Regions from separate parts of the Homo sapiens genome. Here region 1 is linked to region 2. The links are chromatin loops, found by intact Hi-C in ENCODE. Cell type or tissue: endothelial cell of umbilical vein. All regions are shown on one strand. Each heading gives the region's core, and the rest is flanking DNA. Links, peaks and the distances in the headings are about the cores only. Region 1 overlaps LOC105370534 (a long non-coding RNA gene). Region 2 overlaps SPTB (spectrin beta, erythrocytic).

Region 1 (16,087 bases), core at 4,907-12,906, 130 kb after region 2:
AAATTGGGAGAATAAAAGAAGGGAGAAAGGTTGGGCATGGTGACTCACACCTGTAATCCCAGTACTTTGGGAGGCCGAGGCAGGCGGATCACTTGAGGTCAGGAGTTCAAGACAAGCCTGGCCAACATGGCAAAACCCTATCTCTACTAAAAACACAAAAATTAGCTGGGTGTGGTGGTGCGCACCTGTAATCCCAGCTACTTGGGAAGCTGAGGCAGGAGAATCACTTGAACCTGGGAGGCATAGGCTGCAGTGAGCCAAGATCACGCCACTGCACTCCCACCTGGGTGACAAAGCAAGACTCTGTTTCAAAAAAAAAAAAAAAAAAAGAAGGGAGAAGGAAACACATACATATGTTCGTTATCAAGGTCATCATTGTGGGCAATAGGGATCACGTCTGGAGGGACCTCCTCAGAAGAGTATAGAATACCTCTTGGAATTGTCTATGTGAAGGATAGGAGATTAACCCTCATCCTGGTTGGACAAAGGACTGCCCCCACTGGTCTCCCACCCATGTTGAAAACCTACACTTCCGAGCTACCCAGCAAGCTCCACATAGGCAGTCTGCAGATTTGGAAGAGTTCTGGGGCCAGAAGAGAAGGTGTGCATTTGAGAATAGATGTTGACAGCCAGAGAGTGGGGGGTAAACCTTCACAGAACTGTCTACTCAGGTCTAGCTGAAACCAACAGGTGAGGCCAAGAAGATATAAGTTGAGACTTATGTTAGAATCATCTAACATAAGAGGGAACTTTCACTTTCCATTTCTGTAGTCTTTGAGTTTTTCACAATAAGCTTGTATTGTTTAATAATAAGTAGAGATGATAAATAAATTAAAAAGTAAAGATTGGATGGAGATGGTGGATTGAATACACGCATTTAGCTTCTCTTCTACCCCAAATTTCATTAGAAGATATGTCTGAAACAGGCATCTAAAAGCACAGGAAAATAAGGAAAAGGGGATCAGTGTTCCAACAATGTTCAAGAAATCCAGAGATACAGAAAAGATGCAAGATCTGATTCACAGAGAAACAAAATCAGAGGAAACCAAAACAGATTCAGGAGGAGCAATAGTTTAGGGAAGTTGCAAGCAATAGTTAAAGGATACAAGAGGAGGAGGGGCCCTGAGACAGAATAATTCACTTAGGAGCCTCCTCTGTCCTGCTCACATTAAATATCAGGTGTTTGCCTGCAGGACTTAAAAAAAAAGTTAATGGGGATCCTGGGACCCAAGGGGCAGAGCTCAGGGATCTAGTGACCCCAAGAAATGACAGAAACCATTCACTCTCTTGGGATAGCATGTCCTGACCCTTCTTCACAGCCCCTGAAGATAGGCTATGATAAGCAGAAAGAGGAGACAAGCCCATTCCCACATTAAGGGATGATAGGACAACCACCAAATATCTTATGGGGAGAGGGGAACCAATACCATGAAAGAGAAGCACCAAACCCAACTAATAGAAGGAAATAATATCAGAGGAAACTAAGTTAATAAAAGGAACAAGATAAATGTTAAATAATTTAATTTTAATCAGCAAGTCTTGAAAGGATATTGCATCCACAACAAATAATCAGTGAGAAACCTTAGAAATTTAAAAAGTCATTTCTGATATTGAAAATTCATTAGTTGAGAAGCAGAACAGACCTACTTGAAGGGCAAATTAGTGGAAACAGAAGCCAAAGAAATTTTCCCCAAACACCGGGCAAAAGACAAAGGAGATGGAAAGTATGTGAAAATGGTTGAAAGCCATGTAGGCAAAATCCCCCAAGGTCCAGTATTTGCTTAATGGAAGTTACAAAAGGAAAGAAAAGAGAGTAGAAGAAGGTAATAATGGGAAAGTAGAATAGAAATTCTCAGAGTTGAAGAAAAGCATAAATTTTCAGATTATAAAAACCAACTGAGTTGCCAGCCAGATGATTTTTAAATATAGTTCACAGTTTTATGAACAGTTTTAAAGTTTATGATTTTATTTATAAAACCCAAGACATTGAATAAAAATAAGTCATAAACCAAAAACTATAATAAGCTACACCAACTTGCTTGGCCTTGAATTAAATTGATCCTAAAAATATTTTGAGCTGGATGCGATGGCTCATGCCTGTAATCCCAGCACTTTGGGAGGCTGAGGTGGGAGGATCACCTGAGCCTAGGAGTTCGAAGCAGCAGTGAGCTATGATCACGCCACTGTACTCCAGCTTGGGTGACAGAGCAAGACCCTATCTAAAACAAAAATAAAAACAAAAACAAAAAACTGAATCACATAACCAAAGTTATTTGTGTGAAATAAATGAACCACTTGAATTCAGAAATGAATATATATGTAGGAAAGCTACGGAAAAACGTAAATACCAAACCAAACAAACCTGAAGTTCCACTCAACTCAAACTCAAATCCCCGCCAACAACAATGGAGGTATCAAGAACTCATGATAATGTTCAGAAATCATCAGAATACTGCCCATAGCTCAAAAATCATTATTTCCCTTCTTTACCCTTTTGCAAAGACATGCATTTCATAAAATTAAGGTGAAATTTCCATTTCATTTTTGGAAACATCTAGAGGCATCACATTCTCCACAACTTTCAAAGACAAAGCAGCAGCAGGACCAATTGGAAAAGCCTGCCATTTACAATATGGAGGAATCAAGGATTAGGGACCAAACTTGCCCTTCAGATGCCTCAAACAGAATGGTTGTGGAAGGAACTTGAAAGCCTGCAGCAAGTTTGCAAATACCAGATGAACCATCTTCTGAAGGGGCAGATGACACCAATTTCAAATTTCCCTCCACCAATAACAGGAAAAAGCAAAACAAGATTTGTATCCTGTCATCTGCTAGTCCATGGAAGCATTAACCAGGCTTGGAAATTAATGAGCATCTTTTCTTTTCTTTTTTTTTTTTTTGAGGTGGAGTCTTGCTCTGTTGCCCAGGCTGGAATGCAGTGGCTCACTGCAACCTCCACCTCCTGGGTTCAAGTGATTTTCCCACCTCAGCCTCCTGAGTAGCTGGGATTACAGGCATGCGCCACCATGCCCAGCTAATTTTTGTATTTTTAGTAGAGACGGGGTTTCACCATGTTGGTCAGGCTAGTCTCGAACTCCTGACCTCGTGATCCACCTGCCTTGGCCTCTCAAAGTGCTAGGATTACAGGTGTGAGCCACCATGCCTGGCTGCATCTTTTCTTATATTGCAGTTCCTGATCTTTCCTTGCCACACAGGATTAGGTTTTTTGTCACCTCACATGAGCTTGAGTAGATGTAATGGCAGACTTACACTGGGGTATCTGATGAACTGGGACCTGTAGGTGCTAATTCACCTTGTTCCCAAGGCTGTATTAATTTGCTAGGGCTCCCATGACAAAGTACCATATGCTGGGTGACTCAAACACAAAAATTAATTTTCTTACAGTACTAGGGTCTAGAAGTCCAAGATCAAGGTTTCGGCAGGGTTGATTTCTTCTGAAGCCTCTCTCCTTGGCTTGTAGAGGGCTATCTTTTCCCTCTGTCTTCACATAGTCTCCACTTTGTGTGCACCTATGTCCTACTCTCTTTTTTTTTTTTATGGACATGAGTTATATTTGGTTAGGGCCCATCCATATGACCTCAGTTTTACTTTCACTACCTCTGTAAAGCCTTATCTCCAAATACAGTCACTTTCTGAGGCATTGAGATCTAAGACTTCAACATGTGAATTTAGGGGGATACAATTAAGTCCATCACACAGCCTCATCTTTTCTCACAATGAATTGCTTCTGGAGCCTCTTACCTGTTCATCCGTTCTCCAGTTTCCCTCTCCTTCAATTCTGCTTCCACATAGTAGCCAAAGTACACTTTCTAAAAAGGAAGGTTGGTCTTGTCACTCTGCTTCTTTAAATCAGCCAGTGGCTCCCCATTGCTTTCAGGATATAGTTTTAAGATTCCTGGCACTTAGCATAGTATCTGACACAAAAGATATACTTAATAAAGGCCTAATGAGCAAATGAGTAAATAAATGAATGAACACATTATGGAAATTAAAGGAGGTTGCAATCTTGGAGATCAACCAAAGAACAGGTAATTCAAAAAGTCATTTCTATTTGGCTTAAAAATGCATATTTGTGATTTTTTTCAGGAGATTAACTTTCCTATCTATGTTCGAATAAGGTTATTTAAATGAATTCACATTCCCTGAAACATAGCTGGCAATATTTGTGCCTGAATTTCACCAGGTCCTCAGCTACCCTGATGCATCCATACCTAACTTATTGTCAATGGGTGAGAAATGGAGTGAATCGAGTAGGTTTTATGCTCACAGTTACCACTGAGCTCATCTATGGAGGCAGGGGTCTGCCATCTTCCAACGTCTTTATAACAAGGGATAGCAAACACAATAATGATGATTCGGTTAGCTTTTGTCTCTGTCTGCTCCACCCTCTCAGTGTCATTTTCAGTCCTCATCCTTGGGCAATGGCCCTGCTCCAACTCCCATACTCCAATATGCCAAAGCCTTGAGTACACAGGATTAAGAACATAGGAAGATGAATCCAAACGCATTATAAGGAGTGAGTTAATGTTGTTTTGATATTAACACTCTACCTTGAGTACTCCAGACAGTGGGTAGTCTGCAAGTAGACAACTGAGAGTAACTAACCATGAAAACTTTGTTCTCTTCCTTTATTAATATTTATCAAGCCAGAAACTCAAATCAAGGGTAGAAAATATAATTTTAAAAAATCAAATTTGTTAATATGGAATGACAGCTGGAGTTCTAACAGTTTAACCAATAAAACAATTTTGTGTTTATATGATAATTACTGCCAGCATAAATGGTCTTGTTAATTGCTTTTATTTGTTAGTGAGCAGTTTCCAAATTCACAAATATTTGTTCTTAATATTAACCAAGACCTTTGGGAAATTTTCAATAAAGTTTGGAAAGACATTGCAATAAAAGACTCCATTACTTCTGCAAATTCATCTCATTTTCTTTTCTATTGGATATTTCTACAGCTGCTCAATTTCTGTTTGGATATTTCTTCAATGATTTAAGGTCTGGTCTACAAGAAACTATGATTCAATTCAAACATATGTTTTATAGAATTCATACAGAATATAACTGGGTCTTCTCAGAAATATCATTTTCCTCATTTTTTTGGTATGAAAAATTCTATTTTTAAAAGTGCATTTATCATTTTCTCTCTTCCAAATGCCTTATGTCATTTTTATTCAATTTCATGAAGTAAATTGCTATCATTATCCTTACTGCTATATTAAGAAATTAAGAAAGAGTTTAAGTAGTTTTACAAAGATCACATAGAAATCCAAATCTCTGCTTATTAAAGCATCATTTATTCAAGGAGCAGTATCTCATGATTTTTAAATTAACAAATCCCATGATATGTAATGTAGATGATTCATACTATAACCTAATATTTTAAGTCATTAATTAAGTCAAGAATTTAGCCCCACATTATGCTAAGCATGTAGAGTAACAACTCTGTGCTGCTTGTTCTATTCCATCTCCATCTTAGTAATCAAAATGCACTTACGCACCCAGCTCTTGACCTTCCATAGCAGAAACTGAACCAAAGGAAAGCTGTAGACCCTTCTTTTGGGAGGAGTTCCAAACTGTGAGTGGGCATTTGTTTTCCATCACTGACCCCAACTGCTGCCTAACTCTATTTCTCCACCCTTACCCTTCTCCTCAAATAAATACTGCCAGGCATAAACAGGTATATGTTTATGCCTGTTTATGGCATAAACAGCCCCATATAACACCAGCCCCATATATTTCAAATACTCAGCATATCCCTATCCTGCCTTCATTCCAAAGAATGTACTGGAATCTGCTAACTTATTTCATAACTAAAAACAAATCTTTTGTTTGTTTGTTTGTTTTTGAGACAGAGTTTTGCTCTTGTCATCCAGGCTGGAGTGCAATGGTGAGATCTTGGCTCACTGCAACCTCCGCCTCCCAGATTCAAGTGATTCTCCTGCTTCAGCCTCCCAAGTAGCTGGGATTACAGGTGCCTGCCACCACGCCAGGCTAATTTTGTTGTATTTTTAGTAGAGTCGGGGTTTCACCATGTTGGCCAAGCTGGTCTCGAACTCCTGACCTCAGGTAATCCACCTGCCTAGGCCTCCCAAAGTGCTGGGATTACAGGTGTGAGCCACCACGTCCAGCCTTAAAAGCAAATCTTAAAATGCAATGACCCCGGGAGGAGTTAGCTTTTAAGGTAGGATCTTTTGGCTATTGGCATAAGAAAAAAAAGTCAGTTCCACTTAGTGACATTTTAAGAGCCAAGAATTTTTTTTTTAAGATAGTAGCAGGGTAAACCAGAAAGATCACTAGATGTAAAGGCAAAATACCTGGATTCTACTTCCTCTTAACCTCTCTATATCTCAGCTTCTCTTCTGCGAAATGATGGCATTGAACTAGCTAGTCTCTAAGGATTCTTTTAGCTTTAGCTTTCTATGTTTTACACTTATGCTAAGAACATAGTAGATGTTCATTATAATAATGAAAAATTGGAAATCACTTCAATGTTCATCAAAATGGGATTGGTTAAACCAATTATGGTGTGAACGCATGCACACACACACACACACATAAATTCTATGTAGTCATTTAAGTGATGTGGTTTTATGCTTACTGATAGGGAAAGATGTCATGGCATACTGTTGATTTTTTTTAAGTAGGCTCTAAATAATTTCTATTTGATTAAGAAATAAGACATTTCATATCAGGAAAGATACTCCAAAAAATCTAAGTGATTTCTAGATGGTGAGATTTAGAGTAATTCTTACTTCCTTCTCTATTTTGCTATAAGGTTTGGGTATTTCATAAGCATAGAATATTTTATAATAAATAATAAAGTTGTTTTCAATGTGGGGGAAAATATAGTTAAATATAAATAGCAGATATGAGATCCTTACCTGCGAACAAGCTTTGATAGAGAGGATGGTGAGAACAAGAACAAAACAGCAGTGAACTAAAGGAAAACAAGGTCTGAATATTCTCATCAATAACTCAGATAATGAAATAACCGTGCCCCAAAGGTTAGAAAAAAAAAACTATTCTTTTTATACAAAACCGGCACAGCTGATCTGTTTTGCTCATTCAGGGATCTAATCAAAACCAGCACAGCTGATCTGTTTTGCTCATTCAGGGATCCCATCGCCAGTGTGGAAGATGGAGTTGCCTGACTCATGCTCAGCCCCTTACCAGTCCACCCCATGAGCAATGGGAAGACCTGTCGAGTCATCACACTGGCCATTAGACCAACCTGAGGCTATGGAAAGAAACAATCCTTACTTCGTTTTATGCTGCTATAACAGAATACTATGGATTGGGTAATTTATAATAAACAGAATTTATTTGGCTCATGGTTCTGGAGGCTGGGAAGTCCAAGATTATGGCACCAACATGTGGCGAAGGCCTTCTTGCTGCATCATCTCGTGGTGGAAAGGTGGAAGGGCAAGAGAGCGAACAAACGTGAGGGCAAAAGGTGCTGTTCTTATCAAACCCACTCTCCTGATAATGAATGCCCTCCTAAGATAATAACATGAATGCATTTATGGGGGCAGAGCCCTCATGACCTAATAACTCCCTCAAGATCCCACCTGTCTGGACGGATTGTTTGAGCTCAGGAATTCAAAACCAGCCTTGAGAACATGGCAAAACCCAGTCTCTACAAAAAAAAATTAAAAATTAGCTGGGCATGGTTGTACATGCCTGTAGTCCCAGCTACTCAGGAGGCTGGGGTGGGAGGATCACCTGAGCCTGGGAGGCCGAGGCTGCAGCAAGCCGAGATCACACCACTGCACTCCCACCTGGGCAACAGAGTAAGACTCTGTCTCGAAAAAAAAAAAAAAAAAAACCACCTGTCAACACTGCTGCATTGGGGATTAAGTCTCCAACACATGAACTTTGGGGAACACATTCAAACCATAGCAAACCCTAACCATTTTATGACAGGATTGATCTTATAACTTTGTTTTCTTTACTATTGTGCTTTAATTATTTGAGTTTCCTAAGGTTGCCTAATTAACCTTGATAACTATATTTATTACTCAAATAAACATCAAAAAATGCAGAACAAATTATAAGATAGGTTAACTATCAAGTGGGAATTCATACAAGATAAGTCAGCAAAAGAAGAAGAATAAGCTTTTTTTTTTCTTTTCTTTTCTTGAGAGACAGAGTCTTGTTATGTTACCCAGGCTGGTTTCAAACTCTTGAGCTCAAGGAATCCTGCCATCTCAACCTCCCAAGCAGCTAGGACTACAGGTGTGAGGCACTGCACACAGCTGAGAATAAGCTTCTTACATGCAAAATGGTGGCCTGGGTGCAGTGGCTCACACCTGTAATCCTAGCACTTCAGGAAGCCAAGGTGGTAGATCACTTGAGGTCAGGAGTTCAAGACCAGCCTGGCCAACATGGTGAAACCCTGTCTCTACATCTCTACTAAAAATACAAAATAAAATACGTGGTGGTGTGTGCCTATAATCCTGGCTGAGGTGGGAGAATCACTTGAACCCAGGATGCAGAGGTTGCAGTAAGCCGAGATCGTGCCACTGCACTCCAGCCTGGGCGAAGGAGTGAGACTCTAGCTCAAAAAAAAAAAAAAAAGCAAAATAGTGAATAAGTTTTGAAGTTGAAAATTGGTAGAAAAAAAAAATCTTGTGGGAAATCATAAAGACAGGTCACTACTGTGGTTGTTATCAGTCAAAAAGTGTGTGGCGTAGTTGCAACACCCAGTATGGGGATCTGGATCTCTATGTGGGATGGGCGATCTGAGTGTCCAAACGGGATCTAAACTTCTCTACTTGAGGAATCTTCCTGTTGCTGACTTAAATGATTGTTAGTAGTATATTATTTGCTTTTTGCCATTTGTATCATACCTTTCATACTCAAATTCCTTGACTCAATTTGGGAATCAATGGCTATAGAGGTTAACTAAGGAGTTAGCGAGTGCATAGAGAAGCTATGAAAATAGAGAATAGAGAAGCTATGAGAATAGAGAAGCTATGCTCACAAGGAAGAGAATTTCTGAGGTTTAGACTCAGAGCAGCTCAGGAAGTCAACTGGTCTCTGCCTACTGGAAGTGCTGGAGGCATGCAAGGACCATGACCAGAAACTCTAAGTGGAGCCACAACAAGTCAAGAACAGCATGCACATAATTTACAGTTTATCTCTCACTAACTCATTATTTATTTTACTTGTTATATTCTGCTTACTGAAGGGATTTTTGAAGGTGTTCTTGTGATTTATTTACCAGAACAAAGTTCTGTATCAGTCTTCTCTTCCCAACTAAATTGTATAATGCTTGATACTTTAAAAAGTTTCTCTTCTATTGCCCAAGATCCCTAGTATGATACTAAACAATGATAGGTGGATAGGGCATACGCAAAAATAATGCTGAAGATTTTAATACGCATAAGTACACAGCATAAGTACATAGTTTCTACTAGTTGCTTTAATGAATAAAGCTATGTTACAGATTCTAGCTCATCTCCTGGATCCCACATAAGACATGGTGACCATATGTTCCAGTTTGCGCAAAACAGGTTTGCACCTGTTATCCTGGCATAATCGTTAATAGTGCTCCCTTGGCACTCTCAAAAATGTACTGGTTTGGACAATAAATTATACAATGACCTTATTGATCAGCTGCCCCCCAGGGGCTTCCCAGTAATTTCCAATGTACAAAAAGTAATTTTGCCTTAACAGTGAAGGAAAGCTTTATGGCAAAAGACAACCACAAAGTACAAAGTTAAAATTACATTAACTACTTACTATTTCCTATGTAAGATGGTTTATCTCTATGTAAATGTGAGCCAACTCTGCCCTCTGCTGTCTTATGACAGTATTATGACACTGTTTCAGCTTCATTGATTGAAGCTGATTGTGTTAGTCGTGCTGACTACCTTAGATTGTGGATTCTCATCTTTGCCTACTGCTATATTAGCTTTTAAAAATCCCCACTGTCTATGCTGCATCCTACACCAGTAAATCAGAATCTCTCAGGATGGGACCCAATCATGAATTTTTGTAAGCTCCCCAGTTGATTTCAATGTGCAACTAAGGTTAAGAACGGTTGCTTAGAACATCAGATTGAATAGTCTGTTGTGGTTCACTTAGCTATTTGATTTCACAGTCCAGATTAGACTATACTCCTAATTATGTCTGGGAATCCTTGGAGATTGGAAGAAAAAGATGAGTATATCAGAACAAATCTCAGCCAGGCATGGTGGCTCGCCCCTGTAATCCAAGCACTTTGGGAGGCCAAGGTGGGCAGATCACCTAAGGTCAGGAGTTTGAGACCAGCCTAGCCAACATGGTGAAACCCCGTCTCTACTAAAACTACAAAAATTGGCTGGGCGTGGTGGTGCATGTCTGTCATCCCAGCTACTCAGGAGGCTGAGGCAGGATAATCACTTGAACCCAGGAGGTGGAGGTTGCAGTGAGCTGACATTGCACCACTGCACTCCAGCCTGGGCGACAGAGTGAAACTCCATCTCAAAACAAAAACAAAACAAAACAAAACAAAACAAACAAAACAGCATTTTAAAAAGCTGTTCTAGCTGGGCGCAGTGGCTCACATCTGTAATCCCAGCACTTTGGGAAGCCAAGGCAGGTGGATCATCTCAGGTCAGGAGTTCGAGACCAGCCTGGCCAACATGGTGAAACCCTGTCTCTACTAAAAGTACAAAAAAAATCAGCCAGGTGTGGTGGCACGTGCCTGTGGTCCCAGCTACTTGGGATGCTGAGGCAGGAGAATCGCCTGAACCCGGGAGGTGGAGGTTACAGTGAGCCAAGATCAAAAGCCACTGCACTCCAGCCTGAGCAAGAGAGCTACACTCCATCTCAAAAAAAAAAAAAAAAAAAAAAAAAGCCATTCTAAGGGATGGTGTTTTCCTTGTGTATAAAAATATTTTTTTACTTATAGTGATGATAGGGACAGTACGTACTGAAAAAGCTCAGCCCTATTTCTTTGATGATGGAATTATCTGCTGATGAAGCTCCAGAACAGCCAAGAAAGTTGGATGAGAAGACAGGGGCAAATGAGGTAGAGACTATTGCATTAAACAACTGCTTCCTTTTTCTTGAATGTTCAGAGACTTGTTAATGGAGTTTATCATATGGAAAAGCACTGATGTGAAAGCTCAAGGAATCTCCTGGGTGGAAGTTGCACTAATTAGAACATTAACTAAATTAAATCACTGGGGAAGAGTGAATCCCAAAGGGAATACGATAGAAAGGAGAAAGATACAGAAAAATTATTAATAATCCATGAGAGAGAGGAAGAAGGAGAGACAGCTTTTGCAGAAAACTGACCAAGAAGCAGGTTTTTAATAGTAAGCCAGAAGTTTACTTCCCATTCCCTTTTTCTAAAGTTTATCAGGAAAAGCTAATGGATCTAGCACTTCAAATTGGCACTGTTATAAGAGATTTTATTCCTCTTAAAATAAATTCTTATCTAAAACTGTAGGATTGGCCAGAAATGTTGGCATGAGAAAGAAGGGTTCATTAAAGAATTTTCTTTTTTTTTTTTTTTTTTTTTTTTTTGATGAGCAAACTGCATTTATTTACTCTCCGATTGTTATTACTTACATAAACTCATTCTCATTGTTCAATGGATACATTTTTCTATCTGTGAGGATTATTTGAGTGTCTTGAGTTGGAAGGGAGAGCATCATAATTTATTCCCTAAAAATGTTTAAAAAAGATATGTTTTCATTTAACAGCTTTTCACTTGGGCTCGTGAAAAGTCCACAGCTCAGCAAGCATATGGCAGGCTTTCATTTTCAGGAAGAATGAAAGTTGTTAAGTGAGGGAGAGGTGCACAGGATAAAGCCATGTGCCACCTCCTCCTCTGGTTCTGAGACTCCTCTGCTATCACCAGGCAGAGCAATCTCTCCTTGTCCAGAGTTGTTACTTCCTTTGATAATCCAAGTAGGGCAAGGCCAGCTTCTTCTCACTTCGTGCTCTTTTTTTTTTTTTTTTTTTTTTTATTTTTTATTTTTATTGATCATTCTTGGGTGTTTCTCGCAGAGGGGGATTTGGCAGGGTCATAGGACAATAGTGGAGGGAAGGTCAGCAGATAAACAAGTGAACAAAGGTCTCTGGTTTTCCTAGGCAGAGGACCCTGCGGCCTTCCGCAGTGTTTGTGTCCCTGGGTACTTAAGATTAGGGAGTGGTGATGACTCTTAACGAGCATGCTGCCTTCAAGCATCTGTTTAACAAAGCACATCTTGCACCGCCCTTAATCCATTTAACCCTGAGTGGACACAGCACATGTTTCAGAGAGCACAGGGTTGGGGATAAGGTCACAGATCAACAGGATCCCAAGGCAGAAGAATTTTTCTTAGTACAGAACAAAATGAAAAGTCTCCCATGTCTACTTCTATCCACACAGACCCGGCAACCATCCGATTTCTCAATTTTTTCCCCACCCTTCCCGCCTTTCTATTCCACAAAACCGCCATTGTCATCATGGCCCATCCCCAATGAGCCGCTGGGCACACCTCCCAGACGGGGTCGTGGCCGGGCAGAGGGGCTCCTCACTTCCCAGTAGGGGCGGCCCGGCAGAAGTGCCCCTCACCTCCCAGATGGGGCGGCTGGCCGGGAGGGGGGCTGACCCCCCCACCGCCCTCCCGGACGGGGCGGCTGGCCAGGCAGAGGGGCTCCTCACTTCCCAGTAGGGGCGGCCGGGCAGAGGCGCCCCTCACCTCCTGGATAGGGCGGCTGGCCGGGCGGGGGGCTGTTCCCCCCACCTCCCTCCCGGACGGGGCGGCTGGCCGGGCAGAGGGGTCCTCACTTCCCAGTAGGGGCGGCCGGGCAGAGGCGCCCCTCACCTCCCGGACGGGGCGGCTGGCCAGGCAGGGGGCTGATCCCCCCACCTCCCTCCCGGACGGGGCGGCTGGCCGGGCGGGGGGCTGACCCCCCCCACCTCCCTCCCGGACGGGGCGGCTGGCCGGGCAGAGGGGTCCTCACTTCCCAGTAGGGGCGGCCGGGCAGAGGCGCCCCTCACCTCCCGGACGGGGCGGCTGGCCAGGCAGGGGGCTGATCCCCCCACCTCCCTCCCGGACGGGGCGGCTGGCCGGGCGGGGGGCTGACCCCCCCCACCTCCCTCCCGGACGGGGCGGCTGGCCGGGCAGGGGGCTGACCCCCCCTCCCCCCTCCCGGACGGGGCGGCTGGCCGGGCGGGGGGCTGACCCCCCCACCTCCCTCCCGGATGGGGCGGCTGGCCAGGCGGGGGGCTGACCCCCCCACCTCCCTCCTGGGCGGGGCGGCTGGCCGGGCAGAGGGGCTCCTCACTTCCCAGTAGGGGCGGCCGGGCAGAGGCGCCCCTCACCTCCCGGACGGGGCGGCTGGCCAGGCGGGGGGCTGACCCCCCACCTCCCTCCCGGACTGGGCGGCTGGCCGGGCGGGGGGTTGACCCCCCCACCTCCCTCCTGGACGGGGCGACTGGCCGGGCAGAGGGGCTCCTCACTTCCCAGTAGGGGCGGCCGGGCAGAGGAGCCCCTCACCTCCCGGCCGGGGCGGCTGGCCGACCCCCCCCCCCCGCCTCCCTCCCGGACGGGGCGGCTGGCCGGGCAGAGGGGCTCCTCACTTCCCAGTAGGGGCCGCCGGGCAGAGGAGCCCCTCACCTCCCGGACGGGGCGGCTGGCCGGGCGGGGGGCTGACCCCCCCCACCTCCCTCCCGGACGGGGTGGCTGCCGGGCGGAGACGCTCCTCACTTCCCAGACGGGGTGGTTGCCAGACGGAGGGGCTCCTCACTTCTCAGACGGGGCGGTTGCCAGGCAGAGGGTTTCCTCACTTCTCAGACGGAGCGGCCGGGCAGAGACACTCCTCACCTCCCAGACAGGGTTGCGGCCCAGCAGAGGCGCTCCTCACATCCCAGACAGGGCGGTGGGGCAGAGGTGCTCCCCACATCTCAGACGATGGGCGGCCGGGCAGAGACGCTCCTCACTTCCTAGATGGGATGGCGGCGGGGAAGAGGCGCTTCTCGCTTCCTAGATGGGATGGCGGCCGGGCAGAGACGCTCCTCACTTTCCACACTGGGCAGCCAGGCAGAGGGGCTCCTCATATCCCAGACGATGGGTGGCCAAGCAGAGACGCTCCTCACTTCCCAGATGGGGTGGCGGCCGGGCAGAGGCTGCAATCTCGGCTCTTTGGGAGGCCAAGGCAGGCGGCTGGGAGGTGGTTGTAGCGAGCCGAGATCACGCCACTGCACTCCAGCCTGGGCACCATTGAGCACTGAGTGAACGAGACTCCATCTGCAATCCCAGCACCTCGGGAGGCCGAGGCTGGCGGATCACTCGCGGTTAGGAGCTGGAGACCAGCCCGGCCAACACAGCGAAACCCCATCTCCACCAAAAAAAAACGAAAACCAGTCAGGCGTGGCGGCGCGCGCCTGCAATCGCAGGCACTCGGCAGGCTGAGGCAGGAGAATCAGGCAGGGAGGTTGCAGTGAGCCGAGATGGCAGCAGTACCGTCCAGCTTTGGCTCGGCATGAGAGGGAGAGGGAGACGGGAGAGGGAGAGGGAGACGGGAGAGGGAGAGGGAGACGGGAGAGGGAGAGGGAGACGGGAGAGGGAGAGGGAGACGGGAGAGGGAGAGGGAGACGGGAGAGGGAGAGGGAGACGGGAGAGGGAGAGGGAGACGGGAGAGGGAGAGGGACAAGAATTTTCATAGTGGGAATCTGGATAAAAATCTCCTGTGAAAATAGCAGAGGCCTCCAAAAGAAGGCGTGAAAAGGAAGATGTATGTGGCAGATGGTGAGGTCTTTGTACATCATGTGTGTGATCTCATTATTTTGTTCTTCAATTAAGCTGAAGGCAAGACTGGTAGCAAAGTGGGGACAAGGTAGAGGTTTGGAAGTAGCATCAGGAACTATCCTAAATGATTCTTTGACTGGTTCTGTTGTCTATGAAACAACTACTGGTACTTTAAAAAATTCCTTTGCAAGTAATGAGTTAGGACAAAGTAAAAACATTGCTGTAGAAGTAGTGATTCATAAGAATGGTTCTTACTCTTTCTGGGTAACAAACTCCTGTATGTAATGAAAGCTATGCACCCTCTCTACAGAGAAAAATATACATTTATACACAAATACTTAATTTTATATATAGTTCCATCCTGGTTTAAGAACACTTGATTTATAAAATAATCTTCTGTAAGTAGAGTTATGATTAAAATTATTATTTTAAAAGATTTAGTAAGAGTTTATATTTGTAAATCTTTCAATTGAGCATTCCATAAACTAGATTAAACAGTAAAAACTGCCTGTCTTCTAGCTACCTAAAATGCAACAAATAATGTTTGTATAGCCATATAAGGACATACATGTGTTACATCAAAGAAAAAAAAAAGCATGTGTCTTGATAGGAAAGGATAAGAACATCTTGAGAAATGGTAAGCAATGGCAGAGTTATTTAAGGGCAACCCACAACCTCTTTTCAATATAGTCAGGAAATTTTAGAAAAATTATTGAATGCCCCATGTGCAAGGCGGAGATCGGAGATGAGGACCATATGGTCTTTGTCCTCAGGCTGCATTCACTCTAGTGGGGTGGAGATAGGAGAAGGAAACAAATGATTCTAATATAAGGCAGCATTTGTTAAATGCCATATAAAAATTACAAAGCAAATTCTGGGGAGAGGGTTCAGACAGCAAGATCACACTTAACAGGAAATGAAAAATGAAGGCCAGGCATGGCGGCTTATGCCTGTAATCCCACTACTTTGGGAGGCTGAGGCAGAAGGATTGCTTGAGTCCAGAAGTTTGAGGCAACATATTGAAACCCTGTCTCTAAGAAACAGCAACAACAAAAAATTAGCCAGGCATGGTGGTGCATGCCTGTAGTCCCGGCTACTCAGGGGGCTGAGGTGGGAGGATCACTTAAGGCTGGAAGGTTGAGGCTGCAGTGAGCCAGGTTCATGCTACTGCATTGCAGCCTGAGTGACTGTCTCAAAAAAAAGAGACCCTGTCTCAAAAAACAAGCAAAAATGACCCTCACACCTTCTTTTTCCCGCTTTTGTGTGTAAATTACTTGTTGTTTTTTAATAGGAAAATGTCATATGGCCACTCCAAATAGAAGGACTAG
Region 2 (14,574 bases), core at 6,402-14,401:
ACTGGCCCCGGGGGTCGGCACATTGGTATCTCTTACTGAGCATTTCATGGGATCTAATGTTCAGCAGGAGTTGAGAATCCCCCTCGTAAGGAGGCACAGCCTTGGGGAACTGCTGTGGTCTTTACCTCCCTGCACCTCCCTGTGGAGACCTGGGGATGCCTGGCCCCTGCCCAAGTCAAGGGAGGGGCCTCCAATGGTGCCACTCACTGTATGACATACAGGTGCCCACGAGAAGGGGAAGCTGACCTGCCATTCCCTGGCTGGGCATCTCCTTATGCTAGACCTTGCTGATCTGCCCTTTTGCCTGTTGGGGCAGAAGAAAGAGAGGGCAGGACAGATTGGGGCAGCAGCGGGCGGCCTCCCATTGCCAGGTGGGGCAAGAATGGGTGGGTCTCCTCCGTGCCAAGTGAGCACCAAGGAAGGCAGCCTCACTGGAGCCATCTGGCCAGGACCCGGTCCCAAAGACCTGACTGCTAAACACCTTTCAGCAAGAGGTAGGAAGGCCCCCAAGCAGCTGGATGCCTGAAGCACCAAGGACATCTTCAGCCAGGAGGTCAGAAAAGGTTCTTTTTCTGCTCCCTCCTCCCTGCCCCAACAGCTGAAGACAGAGGTCCAGAAGAGTGCTGGGGAGGAGAGGGAAGGAGCCAGGAGAGAGCAGACCATGTTCTCCTCCCTGGTCTGAATCCTTTAGACTATGGGGCAAACCCGAAACAGAGGATGGAGGATGGGAGGATGTGGGCCCCATGTTGGACATCAGATCGAAGCTTTAAACTGAAACAACTGGGCAGACTTTTTATCCACTGAAAGTGACCAGGGTCTGCCTGAGGTGGCCTTAGGAATGGGAAGGGGGGCTCAATGGAGACGTTGGAAGGCAGTGGTTGCAAGAAAGATAAAACTGGTCATGTTTGTATCTCATCAAATTAGGACTGTTCAGTAAACAGGTTACATGGTAGGGATCCAGTAAGATTTCATTTAAAGAAAGGGTTATGTGGCTGGGAAAGTTTGGAAACCACTGACTTAGTCTAATGCTTTCGATCTATAATGAGAAAACCAGTGCTCAGAGAGGTCAAGTGACTTGCCCAAGGTTATACTGTCGGAGTAGGCAGATAAATATGAGCAGGTGGGAAAGCCTCTGAGAAAGGGAGGTCTGGAAAGTCTCACACCCCAGAGACCATCCAAAACATTCACCCTAGATATGAGCAGAGAGGAGGGGAAATATCTATGCAGGAAGGAACACCCCAAGACACCCCTTAAGATGCCCAGTCATCACTCTGCAGTTAACCTGTGGGAATGTAGCCAGCTGCATGCTAAGGAGGGAAAGAAAGCAAAGGAGAAATTCCTACGAGATATGCACGTGCAATAAATACCAATATACACCCTTCCTGGAGTGGCAGTAATTAGCAACATCACCATTCGATAGGATTCATATCCGACACCCGCCCCTGCAGGTTCATCAGCTGACAGTAAGGGAGAGTCCCACAAACCTGGGGCGGGAACTAGGTGGGGCGAAAAGATGGAGACATAAGATAGAGGCAGGAAATTAGACAAAGGTGGAGACTTGAGACAGAGGCAGGAACCTAAATAGAGTGTGACCTAATAAAAACCGCAAGGCAGAACTCTCTAGTTGCTGGCTCATCTTTCGAGCAGCCTGCTCTGCCTCATCTTTCAGAGTGTATTGTCTCTGCTGCTACCTCACTCTTGCTGTGAATACTGCTGCTTCCCAGGCGGACCTGCTGGCTCCTCTCTTGGAGTCTACTTCAATAAACTCCCAGGCCGGGCATGGTAGCTCACGCCTGTAATCCCAACACTTTGGGAGGCCGAGGCAGGTGGATCACGAGATCAGGAGATTGAGACCATCCTGGCTAACACAGTGAAACCCCGTCTCTACTAAAAATACAAAAAATTAGCTGGGCGTGGTGGCACGTGCCTGTAGTCCCAGCTACTTGGGAGGCTGAGGCAGGAGAATCGCTTGAACCCGGGAGGTGGAGGTTGCAGTGAGCCGAGATCACACCACTGCACTCCAGCCTAGGAGACAGAGTGAGACTCTGTCACAAAATAAATAAATAAATACAATCCCTGCTCTTTATTTTCCTTCAGTAAACCTTTTGCTTACATTACTACTTGGTCTCTTGGCCGAATTCTCCCAAGACAGACTAAGAATTGAGGACTCTGCATTTCCTGGTGACAACAAAGCTAATAGGTATAGGAGGCAGTTCGGAATATGCACTCCCAAAATGGACAGACCTGAGCTTTTATCCCATCTTTATGGTGTTCATCTTTTCCCACCTTAGCGCCCCTGAGGGTTGTGGCCAGGCCACTCCTCTCTATGCATCTGGCAGCCTTTGGACCCTAGAGTGTCTGCAATGAGCCAGCATTGGCCACAAGGATCTGGAGGCCCCAAAGCCCTGCCTGGATCACCGTAGCAGGGAGGAAGAGCAGGAGAGGCAGGGATGGGACTGGAAGCCTGGGCTTGGGGTCTTTCTGTGGATCCTGCGCTCTGACTTGGGTATACATCTGGGGAGGCCCTGCTTTTCCTCCAAGAGGGGCGGGAGTAGGTTCCAGAGGAGGGGACATGGGCTGCACTGCTGCTCCTGCTACCATCAGTGCTCTCCCTGCCCTTGGGTCTCAGAGAAGCAGCCATGGCAGATATAGGGAGGGAAGCTTGCCAGACCCTCTCAGCCATGTTTGCCCCTCTTACCCAGCCTCTGCTCTCCTGGGATTGGTTTTACTAGAGACCTCCATGTCTACATTTTCTTCCTATACTTCCATTCCATTTTCCTTCCTTTAGAAAACTGTCCTCTGAAAATAGAGATGGATTTTGCCAGGACTGACTCCCAACTTAATCCCACCTTTCTTCTGTTTCCTCTTAATGGGTGCCTGGCCCACATTCCTTGGCAGGGACATTCAGAGGCTATGCCAGTGCGATCAAAAATTATGTGGCCAGGTCACAGGTTGGCTTTGGAAAATGGGGGTTTTCCAATGTATGCAAAGATTTCTTTGGCGTTCCTGACTGCTCCTGTAGAGACAATTTAAAATGCATCTTGTACTCTCCACCCTGAAGGCCAAGGCCAAGAATGAGGGTGAGAGATGAAGGAACTGGGCTTTGGCAGGGCTTCCCTTCCTCTCTGGGAGGGGGGAGCGGACACAGGTGAGAAAGGTGAGGTGTAATGAAGGTGGGTACAGGAGAGGGGGAAGGGGCTTTGGGGACAATCCTTTCTTCCCCTCCTCAGCTCCCAGGAGGCTGGCCAACTCCCTGGAGGGGGACAAGGAGGAAGAACCAAGAGGCACTGGGGTGAGGGAGTAAGGAGGACAGGGATTTCTAGAAGGCCCTGTGAGCAGAGACACCGATGAGCTCTCAGACGGAGCTGGCCCCTTCCCTCAGCCCTCTTCCTGCTCTCCCATCCAGGACCAACAGCAGAGGGCCTCCTGAGAAGCCCACCCCTTCCCAGGTGTTGGGTCAGACAGGCCTGGAGTGAGAGTCCCTGGAATTCCATCTGGGGGAAGGGAGAGAACCTTCCTGACTCAGTTAGTGGGAGTGAGCCCATGACCTACTTCACAGGTGGTTTGCAGCCTTTTAAAGTGAGATCATGTCTGTAAATGTTGGCTTTCTTATGATCCTTCACCCCTCCCTATCCACCCCTGCCTCCCTGGGGCTTTGCCGAGCAATTATTGTGGCCAGTGTCCTGTGGGGCTGGTGTAAGGATCTCAAAAACCCTCTTGTTCCTGGAGTAGCAGATGCTCAGGACTGAGAAATGGGGAATGGGAATCTCAGCCACTGGCAGGCAAGGCCTCAGCCCCTCCTTTCTCGGCCAGTTTCAGTTGGAACATTCTGAGGCTTGAGACAGGAAGGGAGAAGCCATGTGAACAGGTAAGCAGTGCAGGAGGGCCTGAGGCCCCACCCCTTTAGGGTAGTGCAGAAGTGGCCTGAGGCCCTGCCTCAAGGCTTGGAGTGGGGCACTGAGGTGGAGGGGCCCCAGAAGCCAAAGGCAGAGGCCCCAGGTCCGGCCAAAGACAACGGCGTGCTGCTGAGTGGAGGGCTCTGGTAATTCACAAGTGGATTTTACAAACAGCTCACAACTTTGTCAAGAAAAGACTTCGAGGAAGATTGTGTCTAGATATATATCCAAGAGGTCAAATCCTTTTCTGAAGCAGAACCATTTTTTAAATAGTTACTCTTGGGGTTCCCATCTGCCCAGGGAAAGTGCACAAACAGCAGAGAGCAAGCTGGAGGGATGGCCAGATGCTGCTGGCAGGCTCCTTGCTCACGGGGGAGGAGGGGTGTGGGAGCCTGACACAGCCCTGCAAGTATGTGAGTGTGTATGTGTATGTAAAGATCTTTTGCAATTCATAAGAGATAAGGAATTTCTCTGGGGCCTTTTATTTCTAGCCATGCCTCTGGGAGGGGTATGTAGGTAGAATCAACAATGGGGGCCTTATCAGGGAAGGGGGTGGGGGAGGCTGGAGATGGGGTAGATGAAGCTGATGTGAGAAAAGAGATTCTCAGAATTCTAGAGCTGGAAAGAGGCCTTGGGGTCATGGGACTCAGCCTCTCCTATCTCAGATGAGAAAACTGGGTTCCGGAAAAGCTCAGTGACGGGCTGAGATTAGAGCACACAGCAAGTCAGTAGCAGAGCTGAGGCAAGAATCCATGGCCCTGCTTCCTATCCACACAATGCCTCTGAAATCGGAAAGGGCACCACAGGTGGTGTGGGAAGGCAGGGAGCCAAGTAGCTAGGCAGGGAGCCAAGTAGCTGGGCAGGGACCCACCCATGACCCCCTGGCTGCGAACCTGCAGTGGGAGGCCTGTGGCCCTGTTGGATCAGTCCTGCCTCTTTCTAGGCCAGATCCATCAAGGACCTCCCAGCTCACCAGCTGAACCATCCACCCATGCCAACCGTGGGCCCTGGGTCAGGCTAGCAGCATGGTTTGGCAGGAGGACCCACCTCCCCTGAGCCTCAAGGCTAATAAGAGGGGATGAGGGGAGGCTGCCCCCCTGTAAGCAGGCCATGGTCTGAGGTGGGGACTGCCTTACCCGACAGGAGGCGAGATCTATGGACAGAGAGCACCAGGAGGGGCGATGCTGGCTACTCATGTGGCTGAGATGTGACTAAGGGACCGGCAGGTTCTGCCCAAAGGCAGCATATGGAGGAGCTGATCTGAGGTTCCCTTCCACCTTTGTGCTGTAAGGCAGGGGCTGCTGCTGGAGTCCTCAGGTCATCAGGAAGATGCAGATTCCACCTGTACCACTGAGGGCTGCCACCCACCGGAGCAGGGGACACTCTGAAGGAAGAGAGTCCCGCTGCTTGGAAGAAATTCTGGGTGTCCAGTTGCGGGCAGCAAGGGAGTCTAGACCATAAATGGAGGTGAAGGAGAATTGCAGAGTGGGCTGAATAAGGGAAGGCACTGCCTTTAGTCCTCTGGTTTGGGGAAGAGGCAGGGGGAGGTGTCTGAGGAGCTGTGTGTACTGGCTGTGGGATCATGACATCAGAGGAGGGCAGGGGACAAGCAGCATTGGTTGCTGGTTGACAGGGATCAGTGGAGAAGAGGGCACAGCCCTTTTGGGGTCTCACAGGATTGTAGTCAAACCAACAGGGAGAGGCCACAGGCTCCCAATGGGTGCGGGATGGCCATCTCTGGGTCTTTGCAGTCTTGCAAAGTCAAGCAGGAGTCTGTGTAAGCTTGACTTTTTAGGGTCCTGCCTTGCTAGGAAACTGGCTTGGGTGGGGGAGGCAGGGGTTGGGGTCTTCACAGAGGATGTGCACAACAGGCCAGGGACATGGCCAGGTGGGTAAATGTCTTCTCCGGGCCAAAGGAGGTGAAGGTGTATGTCCAGGCTCAACCAGCAGGTGGCGCGGGGGACTGCACACAGACAACAAACTCCTCAGGCTCCCAGGAGAAACACAACCTGGCTCCGGACCACAGGGTGTTTCAGAGGTTCTGAAGATGCTCAGAGAACCCGGATGCATTTACAAGCAAAGAACACAGGCGACAAGGTCTTCTCTCTAAAGGTAACACCAGTGAGAACCAGGGCCTGAGGATGCACCCCAGAAACAGGCTGACTGCAGCAACGGGATGCATCGTGCCACAACTGAATTCATGTTAGAATTCACATGGAGGATGCTACTTTTAAGAGATGAAGGACTGAGGTGGGGGATGGAGAAAAATGAAGGGACTTAAATGATCACCTACTCAGTGCCAGCTGCTCTACCTACATTGTCTCTTCCAATCCTCCCAGCCTCTCTGTAAGGCAGGTACTGTTATTACACCTGTGTTACAAATGAGGGAAACTGGGGGTCGTACAGAATGAGTGACCTGTCCATAGTCACACATTAGTGAGGAATGTTGAGGTCGCAGGTCTGTCTGGCACCAAACTCTGTGTTCTTACTAATTCTCCTGCAAGAGAGGAGACCTGTATCCTCACTCCAGAGGAAAGCACCTGCCCGATGGGGTTCACAGTCTAAATGAGATGATCCTGGCTTATGCAAAACACATGGCTGATTGACAGAGGCAGCATAATCATGCCAGAGCTGGAAGACGGGCTTGGGGCCAAACAAGACCCCCTGCTAGATGCCTTAGGCAACCAAAGAGTGCTGGTGACTGTGGGATGTGGGGAGCCAGCAGCCAAGAAGTGACTCTGGCCGCCAAGAAGTGTTGCCCTCGCCCGGTGTCTGATATCTCAGCTCTTGTCCTTTGGGTGAGAAGGGCTGTCACTGGGTGGGTTGGAAAGGCTGTTCAGAAGACAGTTGTTTGCAAGAGAAGAAAAAGAAATGGTTTGTTGAGCTGAGGGCAGCCAAAGAGATGAAGAGATGGCAACTTAAGGTGGGCAGAGACAGACGCCTTAAAGGAGAAAGCAGAAGCTGTTGCTGAACAGGGGGAAAGAGCCAGGGCGGGGAGCTGAGGCTGGGATACATGGTGAGGAGTCCCCTGGATTGCAGGCCAAGGGATGGGGAAAGGCTCTTATGAGAAGTGGGTTAGGGGAGCAGTCCAGTGCAACACTGCACCCCAGAGTCCAGATGTCTGTCTGAGATGGCAACTGGGGGGCCTGGCCAAGATGACAGGTAGGGATGCAGGGCAGAAGGGCACCTGGTAAAGTGAATGGAGGGGAAGGGGAATGGCAGTGTGCAGGGGAGGAGAAACCTGGTCCACTGTCACCAGGGCGTGAGAAGAGAATGAGGCTTCCTCGGGAGCTGTCTTCACCATGCCCACCACCTGTGTGGCCTCTTCAGGTCCCTGCCCTGAAGGAGCTGCTGGCTGCTTAGTCGCTCAGTGGCCCTGAGCCAGCCACTCAGCATTTGAAAGATTAGAGAGAGTTAGAAGACACTGACTCCCCCATCCAGATCTGCCACCCAGTGGTCACATCGTCCACTTCAAACCCATTTCTGAGATGCCTCCAATGTTAACTGAGTCTCATCCTGAGGCCATCAGTATCTAGGATGTTCTGAAACACAGCTGGAAAGGAAGAACTTAGGAAGAGTCGTCAGAACAGAGGGGCCAGGAATATTAAATCTGACCACAGCAAGGAGAAAGGGACATGCCCAGCAGCGGGCAGGTGTCCAGAAAGAGCCTACGGCAGGTTTCTCCAGGGAGCCAGGCGCAGTGCCAGAGTATAGGCAGACACACCCCTGCCACACTGACTCAGGCATACTGGGTAGACAGGAACATGCCCAGGTTTTGGGGAAAACTGATGTTGTTTCCAGCTGGGTCTGCCTATTACCAACAAACATAGGATTTGCATTCACTGCAAAATGTCTGAAAGAGTAGCAGGAGGAGAAGGAAAGACTGGGAGAGCTTGTTCAGGCGAGAAGAAACACAGCTGCTGTCTCCACACCCACATCTCTTCCATCCAAGGACGTCAGAGCCCCACCACTGGCTGCTGATTAAAGCTCCTGGCTGCCTGCCAGGGAGGCTGCTGCTGGGGGAGGTGCTCAGGTTGCCAAGGGGCAGCAGCAGCTGGAGCCAGCCAGACACCGGCCAAGAGGTGGTCTTGGCTACAAGTCCAGTGCCTGCTCAGCGCCTCACGTTCGTAAGTGCTGGTTACTTCCCTGAAGCCACATAAACCTTTAATCCTATGGGAATGGAGACGCAAGGGACCTAGGAGTCTCAGCTCCTACGTTCAGCCCTAGCGAGATACTCAGTCCCTTTCTCCAGGGCTGCTGGCTGCACAGGCAGTGCTGGAAGGCCACGCGGAAGAATGGCATCTGTGAGCTGCCCTTGGGGAAGAGAGCTTTCCCTGACTTCCTGACGAGAAGGCTGATAACGAGGGGGCACCCAGCAGCTGCTTTCTGGAGTGACCTGGCATCCCAGGGTCCCGTCTGCACTACAGCCTGGATCTAGCCTTGGGGCTTGGAGGCAGGCAGGGTATGTTTATCCCACACAGTGAGCCCTAGCAAAGGTGATTAGGAGCACCAATCCCTTTCAGGGACGTCACACATGGCATCACCGCAGCCCTGCTGAGGGAGTTCTCAGAGCAGTTCACACTTCACTTCCCAAAACCAGAATCAGGCACAGTGGACAGGAAGATGCGCAGGGCTGTGCACTAGGGACCTTTAGCCTGGGGGGACTTGCAGCATCATCAACACCATTTCTTCTCCATGCAATCCACCTCCTTCTCTCCCAGGAGAAAACAGCCTCTCACCACACATTACACTGGGGCTTCTGAGGCACCCAGAGCCTGGGAGGTGGGGGATGCTCAGCAGGACCCCCAAGTGCTTCCCAGGGCCACAGCCCCAGGTGAAGGGGAGATGCTTAGTCTGGAGCAGGTCTGCCTGCCCACTGCCGAGGGCTCCCTCGCAGACCTGGGCCTCCTTCAGGGCACTGTCCTTACCGTAGCAGAGGTGCAGCCCCACCTCTAGTCCCCCACAGGGACGAAGGCAAACACCCCAGCCCTTTACTACTTCTTTCCCATCTCCCGTCTCACACCAGTGGGTACCTGAGACCAGCCAGGTACCACAGCACTAAGCACCAGGCAAGAGGAAAGTGGTGAAAACCACCTCTCCCAGCCCCTCCCTGTAATTTGCTAAATTGCTGACATACAGAAATGTTCCAGACTTTCCGTAATTCTCCAGAGAAGGCTTTATAAGAGCGCGGAGACTCAGGGGATTAGGTGGTTTTTATCTCAAATCACGCAGGAAGTTACCAACAGAATTAAGGACTAGAACCCAGATGTCCTGACTTCCCCTCCAGCAGTTTTGTCTTTCGTGAGTGAGGTCTTGTTTCTTCTGCCTGGCCTCCCATGCACTTACCTGTATGAACGGATTGGCCTTTACCAGAACGTGCTCTAATGTAAAAAGGCAAGAGGTGAGGGAAGGCGGTGGGACCGTGCAGTGATGTGCTTGAGAAAGAGGCTGATGTGTGGGATGGCAGCTTCAGTCACCACGTGCACACACACGTGGGGAAGGGGAGGACTGGGGTGGGGTGCCACCCTGTGGTGTGCAGCTGTCCAGACAGGAGCAGGGGTGCCTGGTCCACTCCCATCAGTTCCCCCCAGCAGGAAGCCGACATGCACAGTGAGGGATTGTACATGAAGCAACACCGCATGGATCTATTCTGTAGGGCACCGACACCAGACCACACACAGAGGACCAGCAGGAGAGCCACCATCCCCCAGGACTATCCCCAAGGGGAGGCGCAGCCATTGGCCATCCCTTCCTGGGAGAGGCCTGCGGTTCTGTGAAGGGGTAGTTCCAGGCAGGCTGGAAGGACCAGCCACTGGGCTTGCAAGGAGCCTTCTAGAGCCAGGTTGGGCTTTCCCGACAGGCTCTGTCCTCCTCTTTCTTGCATCGAAGGTGGATGGGGTATTAGGCCCTCCCTCTGAGGTTCGTGGATCCCCATGAGAACTTAACAAAAGGCTCAGAAGGGAGCAGCAGCAGGAAATCTGTGCGTGAGGCCTTGGGTCTGTGTTCGTTTGAGTCACCATCTGGTTTCTTTCCGGTACCGGGCACAAGCCAGTCTTCCCATCTGCTGGAGTGGCTGGCTCTCCGGAAAGGGTCTCAAATGTGGGCTCACTTCTTCCCCCAAAGAGATCATCAGGTCCAAACAGGTTTTATTCCCCCCAACCCAGTGACATTCAGGTGTTGGCTGGAGGCGGCTCTGATGCACAAGTAATTACATTTGCACAGACACAGATGACACAGACAGTGGATGGAGTCGCTCTGGTGCTCACAGAGGAGCCCGCACACCAGGACACCGCCACATGCAGACACACAGGGACGCATGGCAGAAGCAGGCGGGGGCAGGGTGCAGGGCCCTAGCCCGTGTCCGCAGTCTGTGCCGGCCCCCCAGAGTTCGCTCTCCTTCCGGCAGGGGCTGTTGCTGGGAAAAAGGGGCTGGGACACAGTCCACCACAGACAGGGAGGCGACCCCACATGCGATGACGGGAGCTTCGGAGGGAACTTCTGGGAGAGACCCTTCAGCAGGAGCCCAGCAGTGCCCTCTGCTGGGCATGGTGGGCTGGTGCAGCTAGGAAAGGGAGGCCTCTGGCCAGGCTGGAGGCCACAGAGGAGTGTGTGCGTGTGTGTGTGTGTGTGCGCGCGCGCGCGCGGGTGGTGGATGGGGGTGGGTGGGGAGGGCATCTGTCTCTCTCAGAGGGTGAGAAGGGCTGAAAAAGGGAGGCCTCACTATCTGTATATGTTTCTGGGTGTGACTGGTGTACCAGAAACTTCCATGTGGAATGCCAGTCTTCCTAACCTCACCCCCAGGTTCAGGCGGGCTCACGGGACACCTGGAGAGGTGGGCTGCAGGAAGGATCTGTGGCTCCCTTGGCCCCCAGTGCAGCCTGCCACAGCGGGGACATGCAGGGGGAAGCCGTGCAAGCCGTGTGCTGAATTCTTGCTTTCTTCTCGGTCAGCTGCTCCCCAGAGCAGCTCCCTAAGCCTGGGTGACAGCCTCCCAGGCTCCCTGCACAGACCCCATGGAGTCCTAAGGGGCCTGCTCCAGGTAAGGTCCTGAGGCGCATGCCCTAGGCCTCTGGCAGCTGCTGTCTTGGGCTCTCCCTGTCCCTTGAGCCAGGCCTCTGGCTCATCCTCCTTTCCGACAAGTTGGGGGGCTGACCTCTGTTACTCAAAGCCCTGGGATTCTCCTCAATTTTGCAGGCTTCCTTCAAGTCTGTTCTTGCCCCAGAACCAGCTCCATATCCAGACTCACTGACCCACAGGCCTCAGGCCAGATCGGTGGAAAGAGGAGAGGGCTCTGCATAGGGGGAAAGAATCGCCTACAAGGATGGGCACCCCCACTTCACCACTGAAGATGCCTGTGGTGGGGCAGGTGGGATGGGACAGCTGAGTGATTGGGGTGTGTGTGTGTGTGAGTGTGTGTGTGTGTGGGGGTGTGGTGTGTGCACATGTATGTGTGTGTGTGTGTGGAGGTTGCGGTGTGTGCATGTGTGTGTGTGTGGGGGTGTGGTGTGTATGAGTGTGTATGTGTGTGGGTGTGAGTGTGTGGATGTGTGTGTATGGGGTGTGGTGTGTGCATGTGGATGGGTGTGGTGTGTGCATATTTGTGTGTGCATATGTGTGTATGTGGGTGTGTGGGTGTGCGTGAGGTGTGTATGGGGGGTGTGGTCTGTATGAGTATGCGTGTGTGGGTGTGTGTGGATGTGTGTATGGGGATGTGGTGTGGGTGCATGTGGGTGGGTGTGGTGTGTTTGTGTGTATGTGTATGTGTGTGTGTATGTGTATGTGGGTGTGTGGTTGTGCGTGAGGTGTCTGTATATATGGGGGTGTGTGGTGTGTGTGCATGTGGGTGTGTATTTGTGTGTGCATGCATGTGTGTGTGGGCATGTGCCTGTGTGTAGGTGTGGGTGCAGGGGGTGAGTACTGCCTAGAGGAAGGAGTTGGAAAATGGGGAAAAGGACGGTGTACAGAAATGCACTAATCATCTCTGGCTAGTGTTTCCCCTCATGTAAATGGTGATATATTTATACAATAAAATTTATTACATTAGGTAAAACAAAACTAATAACGTCATGTCACTGGGCTGGCCTGTTTCCTCTGCGCTGTGGGGAGGAGTGGAGGAGGCTAGTACTCTCATGAAGAACACCTCAGTGAGGACGTAGCCTGCTCTGCTGGGAGGTGGCTGCAGGGATGTGGGGAGGATGGAGGGCGGGGCTGCGCCAGCTCATCTCGCCTCCACCTGGGCTGAGCCTAGTAGGGGTGAGAGGGCTCTGGCTGCAGTGACTCCCAGGAACTAGACAAACGAGACCAGAGACTGACCGGGGACGTTCTCTCGGTGGCCGCATGGTGGGAAACTGGAGCCTCCCCTGCTGTCTCGCCTTCCTCCTCTTGAGGCCTAAGGAAGACACAGTCTCTCTTTAGAAACAAGCACCCCTCTGAGGCCAGTGCCTCCTGCGAGGCCTGGCTTTTCACCTGCGCCCACAGGGAGGAGCACCAAATAGCTCCCCCTCCAGTCAGCCGGCAGCCTGGATGGTGCTTGGCAAGGAGCCGCCCAGCGACTTCTTCGGAAAAGCCAAGGCAGATTCTTCAGAAGGGAGCCAGGTTCCAGGCAGAACGGCCTGTGGGGCCCCGTGTTCAGGTGGCTCCGAGGTGGGGCCTCGCCTGGCAGCCACTGCTCCCAGCCCCCTCCTCCCGCACCAGGCCTTCAGCCCGCCTGTGACTGGGGAAGCAAAAGGTCCTCTGCGCTCATGCTCAGGCACTCTGGGCCTTCCTGACGAGGGTGCCCAGTGTGAGAAGTCAAATGCAACTGGTCCCAATGTCAGGTTTCTGATGAAAGGCACCCCCTACTCCCACTTGGCAGAGCATTCAGCTCCCTGGACACACGGCCACCACTCACCCAGTCTCCTCTGCGGGTCTCTCTGCAATCTGGCGTTCTTTCAGCTCAAGCTAGAGGAGGAGAAGGCCCAGGGGTCAGAGCAGCCACAGAGGCGAGTTGTGTTCTCAGACGATCTCCCTCTGGATGCGGCCCTGCACCCCCACATGCCCTGACACTTGTTCCTTCTAGAGTCAGCCCCTTCTGTCCTTTGCATTCGGAGGTCAGTACTTCCTGCCACTTGTCTTTCCTTCCCATTGTCGCTGCTGGCCAAGCCTGTCACACCATTCTAAGTACCTAACAACTGGCCTGGAGTCCTTACATGAGACCCCTGGGGGCACAGTTGCCACCCTCCTGAGCCTCCCAGCACTGTTCCCTGCTCACCGTGGTGGGCTTCTCCAGGGCAGCAAAGCGCTCTGCCCAGCTGGCCGTGGACTTCTCAAAAGCCTCATGCCTCTTGATGAGCTTCTCCACACTGTCCACTGTGTGTCCAAAGTCCCCGCTGGCCAGGTAGGGCTCCTGGGCAATCAGCCACGCCTCAGCCACAGAGGCATCCCTCGAGAACTGGCACACCTCCAGCACTGCCAGGGGGAACAGGACACAGACCCCCCACAAGGCCCAGGGCCTGTTAGCACCCAATCGTTCACTCCTGATTGGGGCCAGTGGTCAGGCAGGTGGCCTGAATAGGTGTCCCTAAACCACATGGATACGCTTGCTGCCTGCAGCCACCCCATTCCACACTGGGCCCCTAACCGATCTTCACAATAGTTATATTTTTTTAGAGGGAGGGCTTCAATCTGTCACCCAGGCTGGAGTGCAGTGATGTGATTATGGCTCATGGCAGCCTCAGCCTCCTGGGTTCAAGTGATCCTCCCATCTCAGCCTACCAAGTGGCTGGGACTATAGGTGTGCACCACCATGCCCAGCTAATTTTTTCTGTCGTTGTAGATAGGATCTCCCTATGTTGCCCAGGCTGGTCTCAAACTCTTGAGCTCAAGCAATCCTCCTGCCTTGGCCTCCCAAAGTGCTGGGATTATAGATGTTACCCACCATGCCTGGCCCAATAGTTATATTTTTTAAGCTATATTTTTCACTAATTAGAACTCTATTTTGAAAACAAAATGTATTTTAGATGTCTCTGAAAAGGAGTCTTCTGTGTTGAACATTCTTCCCAGCCCTTGGCTGTCTCACATGATGCTGGATGAGTGGCCAGGGGCACCAGTTGGCCCTTCTTGGCTCACAGCTCCTCCCTGAATGGTGGCTTTTCCCCACCTCTCATCAGCACCCAGCTGAAGGACGAAGAGCCGGTTCTGTGCTTGACATTCCTCATGAGGAATGTCTGGGATTCCTCAGAGCCTTACCCCAACCCCTCTCCCAGACCCCCAACTCCTCCCCCGGACCCTCAACCCCTCCCCCAGGCCCCCAGCCCCTCCCCCGGGCCCCCAACTCCTCCCCCAGGCCATAGCTCTGCAGGCATACCAGCCCGGGCATGAGGCTGGGGACAAGTGCGGCAGAGGATGGGCAGGGAGTGGGGGCACGCTGGCTAGTTAGAGTGAGGCTTCCAGCAGCGTGTCTACTCTGGCCTTCTGCCTGGACCGCTGAGGCCCCTGGCCCCAGAGCTTTGCTGAAGAGCAGTGCTGTGGGGGGCTCCTCTCTAGGCAGTAGTGAAAATCCACCCATTGTGGCACCTCCCCATTCCCCTACTCCTGCGGGGGTACTCCTGCCCCTGGGCCCTGGCTCCAGGGCTGTACTCACACATGCGGAGCCGCTCCCAGCGGGCTTCCCACTTCTCATTCATCTCTTTCCTCCTGG

What was found. Peaks named below come from ENCODE experiments on the same cell type or tissue, not always from the same donor. Only the 100,000 strongest peaks of a DNase experiment are listed, where the experiment ranks them.
Region 1: a loop joins it to region 2, with 6 times the contacts of the local background. A loop is called at or near these places in 25 of 110 quality-filtered maps.

Annotation. Positions count from the first base shown.
Region 1 is chr14:64,882,161-64,898,247 of GRCh38, forward strand. LOC105370534 (a long non-coding RNA gene) reads right to left here. Exons shown (of 3, transcript XR_943942.3): 2 at 3,763-3,830. Among named protein-coding and RNA genes, the nearest start is that of SPTB, 10 kb to the left of the region's middle. In endothelial cell of umbilical vein, for the core only: a CTCF peak has its summit at 9,843 (motif pointing left); a DNase peak (open chromatin) is centred at 9,821; H3K27me3 peaks cover 819 bases.
Region 2 is chr14:64,754,517-64,769,090 of GRCh38, forward strand. SPTB (spectrin beta, erythrocytic) reads right to left here. Exons shown (of 36, transcript NM_001355436.2): 29 at 14,518-14,574; 30 at 13,147-13,343; 31 at 12,787-12,836; 32 at 12,210-12,285. Among named protein-coding and RNA genes, the nearest start is that of MIR7855, 24 kb to the right of the region's middle. RefSeq lists silencers at 5,757-5,856, 5,877-5,926 and an enhancer at 11,851-12,769. In endothelial cell of umbilical vein, for the core only: a CTCF peak has its summit at 10,404 (motif pointing left); DNase peaks (open chromatin) are centred at 8,095, 8,225, 9,925 and 10,405; H3K27ac peaks cover 1,761 bases.